Regions from separate parts of the Homo sapiens genome. Here region 2 is linked to region 1. The links are chromatin loops, found by intact Hi-C in ENCODE. Cell type or tissue: Calu3. All regions are shown on one strand. Each heading gives the region's core, and the rest is flanking DNA. Links, peaks and the distances in the headings are about the cores only. Region 1 overlaps LINC02911 (long intergenic non-protein coding RNA 2911). Region 2 has its middle 56 kb from the start of LINC01571.

The links. Hi-C counts contacts between places; a loop is a spot of excess contacts. Peaks named below come from ENCODE experiments on the same cell type or tissue, not always from the same donor. Only the 100,000 strongest peaks of a DNase experiment are listed, where the experiment ranks them.
Region 2: it touches region 1 in a loop (3-fold over the local background); 1 of 110 quality-filtered maps calls a loop at or near these places.

The regions. Positions count from the first base shown.
Region 1 is chr16:52,048,515-52,053,904 of GRCh38, forward strand. All of the region lies in intron 3 of LINC02911 (long intergenic non-protein coding RNA 2911), which reads right to left. Among named protein-coding and RNA genes, the nearest start is that of LINC02911, 26 kb to the right of the region's middle. In Calu3, for the core only: no CTCF peak of the experiment used is centred there; a DNase peak (open chromatin) is centred at 2,087.
Region 2 is chr16:51,815,761-51,821,150 of GRCh38, forward strand. No RefSeq gene overlaps it. Among named protein-coding and RNA genes, the nearest start is that of LINC01571, 56 kb to the left of the region's middle. In Calu3, for the core only: a CTCF peak has its summit at 2,775 (motif pointing right); a DNase peak (open chromatin) is centred at 2,791.

The DNA.
Region 1 (5,390 bases), core at 99-5,098:
TGATATTCTTGTTTATGTTCTTGAATTATTATTAATGGTATGCATGGCTTAATTTCCTATGGAGTATAAAAGCATAATTGTTTTTATCATAGGGTCATAATTATCCATTGTCACATTGCCTTAGTTTATCAGATTAGCTCTTATCACACCTAGGAGATAATAAAGTAAGAAATGTTAACAAGACTAGGAAAATTGTGTTTGCTTATTCTAAGATGAAAGGAGAAAAGAAATGTTCATTACCTTGAGTATTTTCCAAGTGGACTCTTGCAGATGGTGCTCATAATTGGGAGACACTGGAAAGTTAGATATATTGAAGAGACTAAGGAATATAATACAGGTAAATCCTGTAGCACAGTGCTTAACTGTGGTAGGTCTTGGTAATTAATTGTTTTCTTTTTGGCTATACATAGAAAATATTTGCCAGAGCTGAGCCGGTTTGATCTGGCTTGTCCCAGGGAAGATAATTGTCAAGAGAGTTCTAAAGATGCCCTTACATTGATGCCATGTTGCTTCCCTCCCAGGAGGTGTGCAGAACCACTTAGGGCCATATAGTTTTCTCCTAGACTATGTAACCTACAAGGAGATTCCATTAAGGGGTACTTCTTAGACCTTCTAAGCTCCAAAAGGTCAAGGACAAAGTCTCTTTTTGCTCGCCATTGCATCTTCTACAGCACCTGGCCCAAAATAGGTGCTCAAAAATATTTTTTCAATATAAGAATGCTGAGTATGGACAAATCATATTGAACTGAACTTCTGGATCAGATGTCACAAGATAAACTATGTGCTTCATTGTCATGTGCAGGGGAAATTTATGTTTGGGTTCTGGGACAGTCTCATTCTTCTTCAATTAAATGGCAAGAAAGCATACCACTCATTCCTAGTTCTTAGGAGACCAAGAGTTCCCTTCAAAAAGGAGCTCTCCTTAGTGGTGTTTACCGAGAATTCCACTGATATCATGCTTGATAAGACTCTCTGACAGCAGAGCTTCAAGAGATCTGACCATAAAATCCTCCAAAATATGCAGATATTAAGCCCCTGACTCATTCAGGCAGTGGAAGCGTAATTTCCACCATCTTGACTCTTCCTCTCCTCCCTAACCTAGGGAAGGTTTGAGGAGTTGACTGGGAGTAAGTAATTTGAAGCTATTGATAGCATGGAAGGGAGAGGGAAGAGAGGCATCTGGTTCTATTATTTTCTGTCCATGCAGAAATTCTCTTAGACACAAGCCACCTTCCGCTTTTTGGCCATTGTTCCACATAGGTCTCGATTTTCCCTTTGGCTCATGCCTCCTTCAGGTTGGGTGGCTCTCAGGCTACTTGAGACATGCTTAACATTGTGAGATTTATTTTACTTCTTCCATGACACTGGGGCATGGTTATCTCTGCTAGCCTGTTTCAGGCCCTTCTTTGAGTTATCCAAATCCTCCCCTCTGTGTCCTCCTTGACCCTCACTTCCATTCCTAGCCCAAGGAAATTTTACCTAATCTAAGGAGAAGCTGACTCAATGCACTTTTTTTTTTTTTTATAACATTTTGTCTTCTCCGTGTTTCTCCCACATCCTAAAGGCTTAGTCCCTTAAAAGAAAAACCTGGAAGACATTCACTTTTCTTCTCTGCTTTCCACTCTTTCATTTCCTCTCTTCTATGGCTCCTTTTGGAGCAGAGAAAACCTAGCTTCTCGAATGAGGTGGGGTGATGTGTTTAGGGTGGGTAGGGGGAAAATAGAGGGAAATTGTGGTAGATATTTTTTTGAGAAGATGGCCACAATAAACCTTTCCATCCCTTTGCCCTGTCCCCCTGCAATGTGACTGCTGCTCCCTCAACAAGAGGTAGAATCTATTTCCCAACCCCTCTTGGATCTGGGCTAACCCTTTGTTTTACTTTGACCAACAAAATGTAGAGGAATTGATATTGTGTGATTCTCAAGGCTAGACCTCAAAAGTCCTTTCAGCTTTCACTTTCATTCTCTTGGCATGCAGTGGCATGATGTGAAAAAAACCAAGCTAGTCTCCCTGAAGAAGAGAGAATGAGTGAAGAGAGAAACTCAGCTGATGGCCAGCACCAACCGCCTGACATGGGGTGAGGTCATCTTGGACTTCAGCCCAGTTAAGCCACAAAATCACTGAAGATGCATGAGCTCACCTCAGGCAAGACCAGCAGAAAAACCCATTGCTGAGCCCAGCCTATAAGGCTTACCCACAGGATTATGAGAACACAAAATTACAGTTATTTAGGCCGCTAAGTTGTTGCACAATTTTTTATGAGGCAAGATACTTGATAGAGACATAAACACCAGGAAGAAAAACATTGGGTAATGTCTCAATGTATTATTACAGTACAGCTATGCCTTAAATTTTACTTCCAGAGATTTTAGCATTTTCTAATGTCACACTTATGGATTATATGTTAGGAAAGTTTACAACATTTAGAATTGGGGTTTCCCCAAGGACAGTGGGGAAAAAGGCAGAGGGTGGAAATGGCAGGGATGACATAGAAGTAGCAATAGTTTCTGAGAAGTGTAGGGAATAATGGTCAACTCAGCAAGAATATAACTGATATGCCTAGTATATGCCCATGTCCATGGTACTGGGATGCCAAAATAATCCCATTCATCAAAAATTTATAATCTACTTGCTGGTAGGGTGACAAATATTAAAACCAGTTTTCCTTCAAAACCAGAGTTACATCTTCTCAACTAATTGTGTATGTATGTTTCATGTTGAGAACATGTCCCTAGGGGTCTGCCTGACAGGGCACACACTGCCTCTTCTATCACTTTTGGTATATTACTGTAGCTCCCAGAGAAAGAGCTATCATCAGGAAGCATTTATAATACGTTCGTTGAAATATACCCAATAATTTACTTTCTGTGTAACTTCTATTGATCATGAAAACTCTTATGTGATCTGTTTGTTAGGTCTGGGCTTCCTTGATGATATTGATCAAGTAGATTCCTTTGTGAAAACCTACATTGATTAGTTTCCTGACAAGCTGTTAAGGCCACTTGCAAAGCTGTCACTGGTGATACTTGCAGTCGGAAGAGTGGGGCTCACCCATAATGTCTTTCTGAAGGAAGATTGAATGGAAGATAGATGAATGCAGACAACATTCTCTGTGCTGGGTAACCACTCAGTGATTCATCTCCCAGCTCCTTTTTCTATGGGGAGAAAATTAATATCCAGGCAGTGAACAATCTCTACAACAACCATGATTTGCAGGTTTGCTGAAAAATCCACATGAAACACAGAAGGCTAAGGGGAGACAGGTCTGGTCATTTTTAGCTGCCTTGTTCAAGCATACCTTTGGCAAAGCCATGCTCCTCTGCTCCTCCTCAGAATGGCAACTGCTCAAAACCCCACAAACAGCACTTAAAATCTGGATGGAAGACAATAAATATGCTTTGTCATCAGAAATTCAATGTGAACATGGGAAGGGTTAGAACAATAGGCCTCAGTGCTTTTTGACAAAAGAACACCAGATCACAAGCACAATGGACAGTTGGCAATGCTCATTTCTTTACAACTGAAATTAATTAATAACTTGTGCACTCAAAAGAGAACAAGAAGCTATATTTAAGTGCTGCATGTTACAAGAGCTAAGCAAGGGTCTCTAGTGTTGAAGGACAGAGGGAGGAAGAGGGTAGCTGGTAAAAGAGTCTGACTCTAGCTGGAGCAGCTGTTCCCAAAGCATGTGCTTTAGAACTTATTCCCCTGAAATGGTCTTCAACAGGGTTCCATGACTGACTAGGTTCAACAAACGTTGGAATTCCTATTAGTTTATCTGAGAAATCCCAGATAAAAGAAGTCTTCTTGGCTTACATGGGGTAGATATTGGTTAAGCTAGTTGTCCCTTGGGTCTAGTTGATAGAATTATTAATTCAGTCAGTGATCATTTCATTAACTCTGTGTTAACATAGTTTAGGTTGCTCACCTAAAAAGAATGACTGAGGCCCTAATTCTGTCACTCACTAACAATGTGACCTCGGGCAAGTTAGGTACTCACTCTGAGCCTCTGTTTTGAGGATTAAATAAGAGAATATGTGTATAAGTGATTATTCACCTGAAGATAATAGATTAACATTGATTATTAATTCTAAAAATGAACTTGTGCTTTCAAAGATGCTATTTTAGTATGTAGAATATTCCTGTTATTAAGGCAATGCCTCTATCTTTAAGGACGGAGCAATTGTATAAGCTAGGATGCTTAACCAATGATGGGACAAAGAAACAAAAAACAGATTGCACATCTAAGTAAAAACTGAAAGTATTACAGAAAGGGATTATTTTCTTGTTGATACCCAGTGGACAATAGATACAGCAAAAATGAAGTCAGAGCTGTTGAGTTAGTGGTTTTGTTTTTATCATGGGCTTGTTGACTGCTATAATAGAGGAGACCATGGGAACACTTAATCTTCACCTAATAGGCAAGAGGCCTGAAATTTTCTTCTATAGGTCTGTAGAGTTTTGTCTGACAGCAGCCATTCTGAACTTTGCCTTCTGTTACACAAACACCAGAGGCAGAAAGACAAAAAAGCAAACATTATTTCCCAATGGGATCCTCATCTGGGAAAGCAGTAACTTTTTCTTTTTTTTTTTCAAAAAGAAGGTAATCATACAAATCAATAATTTCTATGATAAATTATCATAGAGAATTGAGACTAGTAGTTAAATTCCAAATTTGTAAAAACTATAAAATAATTTTACAATCCCTATGTATTACATAAACCTCCTACTACTGTCCTGGGTGGGATCCGATAAAAAGGCATCTCTGTGTCCACTCCATAGCTGACAAATCTATGATTAGTAGTTATTTATCCAAGGTCACATAGATGGTACCAGAACACTCAACTCAAACCTGTGTCATGGACCCACCAAGTCTAGTCCTTTTATTAATCTCTAAAAAGTATAGCAATAACTCAAATTCAGAAGGCAGCAGAAGGAAGAGAGGTTAAAAATTTGCTCTGAAACTGTTGGGTTAGAGCCATCTTAACCCTCAGTGGGTTAAGTGATAGATGAGTCACCAGGGAAATGGGTGCAAGGGAGAATCTATCTCAGGAGAAATAAAGGTAAAGTCACCACAATCCAAGACTAATAGCTCTAGGATTCTCCTCTTCCAATTTGGACCTAACAGCCTCTCCCTTTCCTGAATTTTCCCAGCTCTCGCCCAAATTGACTATGAGCAGAACACTGCAACAGACTGTTCTCTGTACATGTGTGCAGCTCCCAAAATATCTGACATCACAGTTTTCAAATAGAGAAATAACAGTTTTACTTGTCTACTTGTTTTATTTTTAAAAATCTTTTTGTCAGATGAAATCTTTTGTCAAGTTACAAAATTGACATGTGTCTACCACAATCCTTAAAACCAGTGAAATAATATAAAACTATGTAAA
Region 2 (5,390 bases), core at 260-5,259, 230 kb before region 1:
AACCAAGATAAAGACCTATGATGTCCATGAAGCTTATCTGATCTGACTGTTTATATTTCATCTTACTCTATAGGGCTTATCTTTCTTCTCAAAACATAAAATTCTTTTTGAAAAAGAAGAGAAGATATTACTCAAAATAGAAAATCTTTTAAAATTGTATCCTGGGATAATACTAAAATCTGAGAGTTTGAGGAGCTGAAGAGAGAGATATCACTTCTCAGAGAAAATTAACATTACTGAAGAATAATATGCAATATAATGATAATATGTGGTATGATATTATTATGTGCATTATGAAAATTGCTGGCTATTCATATGTCTCTGCAAAATAAAATAACATAAATATCTGAATTATTTGTTTTTGACCACAAAATAAATTAACACATGTGATATTCATAAAGTTAACATTATGCTTTATATATATAATATATATTATATGGTATGTGTTAAATATGTGATAACATATTCTTTATCTAGTCTATCATTGGCGGGCGTTTAGGTTGGTTCCATGTCTTTGCTATTGTTAATAGTGCTGCAATAAACAAACGCATGCATGTGTCTTTATGATAGAAGGTTTTATATTCCTTTGGGTATATACCCAGTAATGGGATTGCTAGGTCAAATGGTAGTTCTATTTTTAGGTTTTTGAGGAATCACAACACTGTTTTCCACAATGGTTGAACTAATTTACACTCCAATCAATACTGTATAAGCATTCCTTTTTCTCAGCATCCTCACCAGCACCTGTTATTTTTTGACATTTTTAATAATAGGCATTCTGACTGGTGTGAGCTGGTGTCTTATTGTGGTTTTGGTTTGCATTTCTCTAATGCAAACTTGATTTTAAATGATGCTTAGGGTAAGGTGCCTATATTCTTTATCCTTTAGAAGCTTTTGCAGGGTATTTCCAGGAAGATGTCATAATCTCTGAGATAGATAAGAATTAAATCGTTACTTTGAGATCACATACTGCCTGTCATTTAAGAGGCACTTTCCACACATTATCCCATTCAGTCCTCCTGAGATAGGTATTATTGCATCTATTTTACAGAAGAGGAAACTAAAAGTATTAGAAGGGAAAGAATAACTTTTCAAACACACAATACATATGTAGCCTGACCTGGTTCAATCTCAGATCTGTGTGTGAACTTAATTTCTACACTATGCAGACCCTCATCCTAAGGCTCATTTTAAAAAGAGATAAGATCCCATTGAGCTCTGAAATCTTGCTGAGGACAATCAGCAGGAAAAGATGGTCCTTGAGGACTTTTTGTGTGGTGTGTAGGACATTGTTTATAACAACAGTGAAGATTAGTCATGTAGGGACAGAGGCCTTGGCTGGCCCTGGAAGCTGACAGACTTAGGGCAGAGTGAATCAGTAAGGAGGAGCATGGTAGCTACAAGAGTACTTATCACAGCCTCTTCTCTCCTTGGAAGAGAATTAGGAAACATCTTGCTCAACATTCAAGCAGACTGCCTTTTAAAAAACTTTTATTTTAGGTTCAGGGCCACAAATGGACAGATTATTTCACTACCCAGGTAATAAGCATAGTACCTAATGGGTGGTTTTTTGATCCTTGCCATCCTCCTTCCCTCCATCCTCAAGTAGTCCCCAGCGTCTGTTGTTCCCTTCTTTGTGTCCATATGGACTCACTGTTTTGCTTCCAATTATAAATGAGAACATACAGTACTTGGTTTTCTTTTCCTGTGTTTGTTCACTTAGGAGAATGACCTCCAGCTCCATCCATGTTCCTGCAAAGGACATGATCTCATTCTTTTTTAATGGCTGCATAGTATTCCATGGTGTATATGTACCACATTTTCTTTATCCAGCCTACCATTGATGGGTATTTAGGTGGATTCCATGTCTTTGTTATTGTGAAAAGTGCGGCAATGAACATACACATATATGTATCTTTATGGTAGCATGATTTATATTTTATTGTGTATATACCCAGTAGTGGGACTGCTGGGCTGAATGGTAATTCTGTTTTGAGTTCTTTCGTTTCTTCAATGTCTTTTATTAACTTTGTCTAATGAGATTACGCCAATATAGATAAAGACAGATGTGTTATTATCTTGCCCTATACAATAGGAAATAATAAGTCTGCTTTTTAACTCTATATAATACTTGATTTTTTCAATAGGAAAACAGCAAATGATTAGCGCCATGTTTGGAAGTCAGTGCACATAAATGCTGTTTCTCGTAAGTGAGGTTGAAGGATGCGCAGTAACATGAGAGACTCTGTCAGGAAGAATATTTTGGGGAAAATAAAATATTTCTTATTATCCATCTGTACCAAACCCAGCTATTAGGATTGTATTAGTTTGTATCATGCTCTGCCTTCATGAATTCTTGGCTGAACCAGATCCCTCTAGCTTGTGATTTTTCCTTTTTCTGCCAGCATCCTATGGTCTTTGAAAATACCCAAGAAGCGGGAGAAGGGAAAGCCCTAATTCCCAGTGCCTAGCATGGTGTTGATGGGGAGTAGGCACCTGCTGATTGATTGACCAATAAATTATAAAAGGAGAAAGATGGAGTGTTTAAGCACACATTAGACCCAGTTAGGCTGGGTCTGTCTCCTGACTCCAGGTGCATGTAAGATGTATGGCCTTGTTTAGGTCACTGCACCTGAATGAACCTCATCTGTAAAATGAAGATGATACCAATCTTTCCCCGAAGACTTGATGAGAGGATTCAGTGATGCATGTAATGTACCGGTAAACAGAAGCTCCTGCTTCCGTAGACTTTTCACTGGTTGTTGCTCCATGGCAACCTACCAGAAGGGGGCACTGTGGAACCAGACAGTCTCTCTAGGAAACATTGAACTCTGGTTATTGCAAATACTTGACCTACTACTGCATTTTCTCCTTTCTCTTCTCCTCCTTCTTCTATAAGACACGATAAAGAAAACTTTCAAAGCATTTGGGGATGAAAAATTCAAAACAACCCTACCCTTGTCAGTACTGGTCAGTTGGTTAGTGTCCTGGCAGACCAGTGCAGTGGCTGGAAGCCATCAGCCAGGCCAGGGATATTTAAAGCTTTGCCTTCCATTCAACTGTGCCCTGATTTCTCCTTTTATAGGTCTGTCTTTCTCTGGCTCTGGGAGCAAGGACTGACTAATCCATATGTGTATCTCTAACATCTAGCTGGATCCTTAGGACCTAGTGGTTGCTCAATAAATATTTGTTGAATAAATGAATGAGAGAAATGAGTTAAGCTAACCACCAATTTGTCCATTAATTCACTTTACTCCTTTCAATTCTGCTGTTTCCCATAATCAGCAGAAACTTCTTAAGGAAATAGGGATGTTCTCACTAAAAACAAAAAACAAATACAACCTGTTTCCCTCTGAGGTAGGCACAAAAAGGTTCCAGCTCCTAGGTTAGATTATTATGAAACCTAGCCTGGTGCGGTGGCTCATGCCTGTAATCTCAGCAATTTGGGATGCTGAGGCAGGAGGATCACTTGAGGTCAGGAGTTCGAGACCAGCCTGGCCAATATGGTGAAACCCTGCCTCTACTAAAAATACAAAAAACAAACAAACAAACAAACAGCGATTGTGGCATTGTGCGCCTATAATCCTAGCTACTATGGAGGCTGAGGTAGAATTGCTTAAACCTGGGAGGCAGAGGTTGCAGTGAGCCGAGATCGTGCCATTGCACTCCAGCCTGGGTGACAGAGCAAGACTCTGTCTCAAAAAAAAAAAAAAAAAAATATATATATATATATATATATATATATATACATATATATATATATATATATATATATACATATATATATATATATAAAATGATGAAACTTTCCTTGGGAAATGGAGAAAGAAAATTAAAGTGGCAAGTAAGAAGAAAGGAATATGCCTGGCCTGCTGGGCAAGGTTAAGAAATTGGGCAGAGCTGACTAAGAAGCCTCACTTGGACAAAGAAAAGGCCTCCTAGCTTGTAAGGGTGATGCTGTCACAGCTTGGAACTCCTGATCTTGTGCATCCTGATGCAGCAGAAATTTCAGCTAATTTGTCCTATTCAAATGCCTAAATCTCCATCATCCTAAAATTCCGCTATGCATCACTATGGTTTCAGGGGTGATGTTCTGCATGGCTTGGTCCTTAAGGGCAGGGTGGAGAAAAATGCAACTGTAACTCTCCAGTTTTCCTGAAATTGCACTGTGATCTTCTTCAGTCTACTTTGCTTGGTGCATAATAAAAGACAATGCCCTTTGGAAGTGGATTTAAAGAAGAAGGCCAGGGCTTCTTGAGGCCATGGGTCTCTAACTCCTCTCTAACTTCCGAATGGTCTTTACTTCTGTGTGTCCTTCCAGCCTGGACCACCATGGCATGGGTTTCCATTAATATGTTATTTCCCTTTCCTGTTATCACAATATAAAAGACCTTTGTATTGACCTTTCTATCAAAACATCCTTTGTTTAGAATGAAAAGCTATTCACTGTTAAAGCCTTATCTATAGGGTTTAACCAGAGGATCAAATCCAAAGAGCAGAATTCGTTTACTTTGTATTAAATGAGCTCAGTTAAGAAGTCTCAATTTTGGCAGAAAGGTGCATTAATCACAAGGAAAAGAACAGATCTCGCTTTTCACAGCTTCTGGTTTACTTTCAATACAGTTACACAGTGAGGCTTTTGTTCGTGAAAAGTAGCACTGTATTTAAATACAGTAAATATAACAAAATTGCCTTCTTAAAATTACACAAGAGTTCCTCCAGCTCAGGATGCCCATAATGACCTCAGTGTTGCAGGACTAACTTTACGGCTTCAAAAAGGCTCTAAATTAGTTTGGACAGATGGGTTTTATCCTGAGGAAATCAATGAGTTTTTGTGAGTCTGACTTAATTTTTATGCAGCTAGCACTTTGAGATGAAATTAAAATATGTATGAAAAACATATTAAAGTTTCCCTTGGGTCCATCGTTGTTTGTACATTTACAAGGTGTTAAAGAGATGATTTAAAAACTAACTCTATAAGGGATCAATGCAAGCAGACCATGATTTATGGTCTTTCATGACATTTTTGACACTTTGAGCCTAATGTCTTGTGTGTGTTGAACCACTAATTATCTTTTAATTCATAAGGGCTTCATGGTATTTTATAAGTGTAATATAATATATAGGGTTGGATCACATAGAAGAGCTCAGAGAACAACATGCTTTACACGTTTGGTTGAGTGGGTAACATGTGTAAGCAAATTTGGGTCGAACCTGGCTGAAAAGGCTTCTTCAAGATGCTGTAAAACTGAACCATTGCTTTTACCTGCCCAATTCTAGAAAAGTCAAACATTTTACTTTTCTAAGGCATATGCAGGGTTAAGACCTTAGTAGATTAGAAATTATATTTCTAATACAAACCAAGAAGTTAAACAGTGCCTGGATTATAG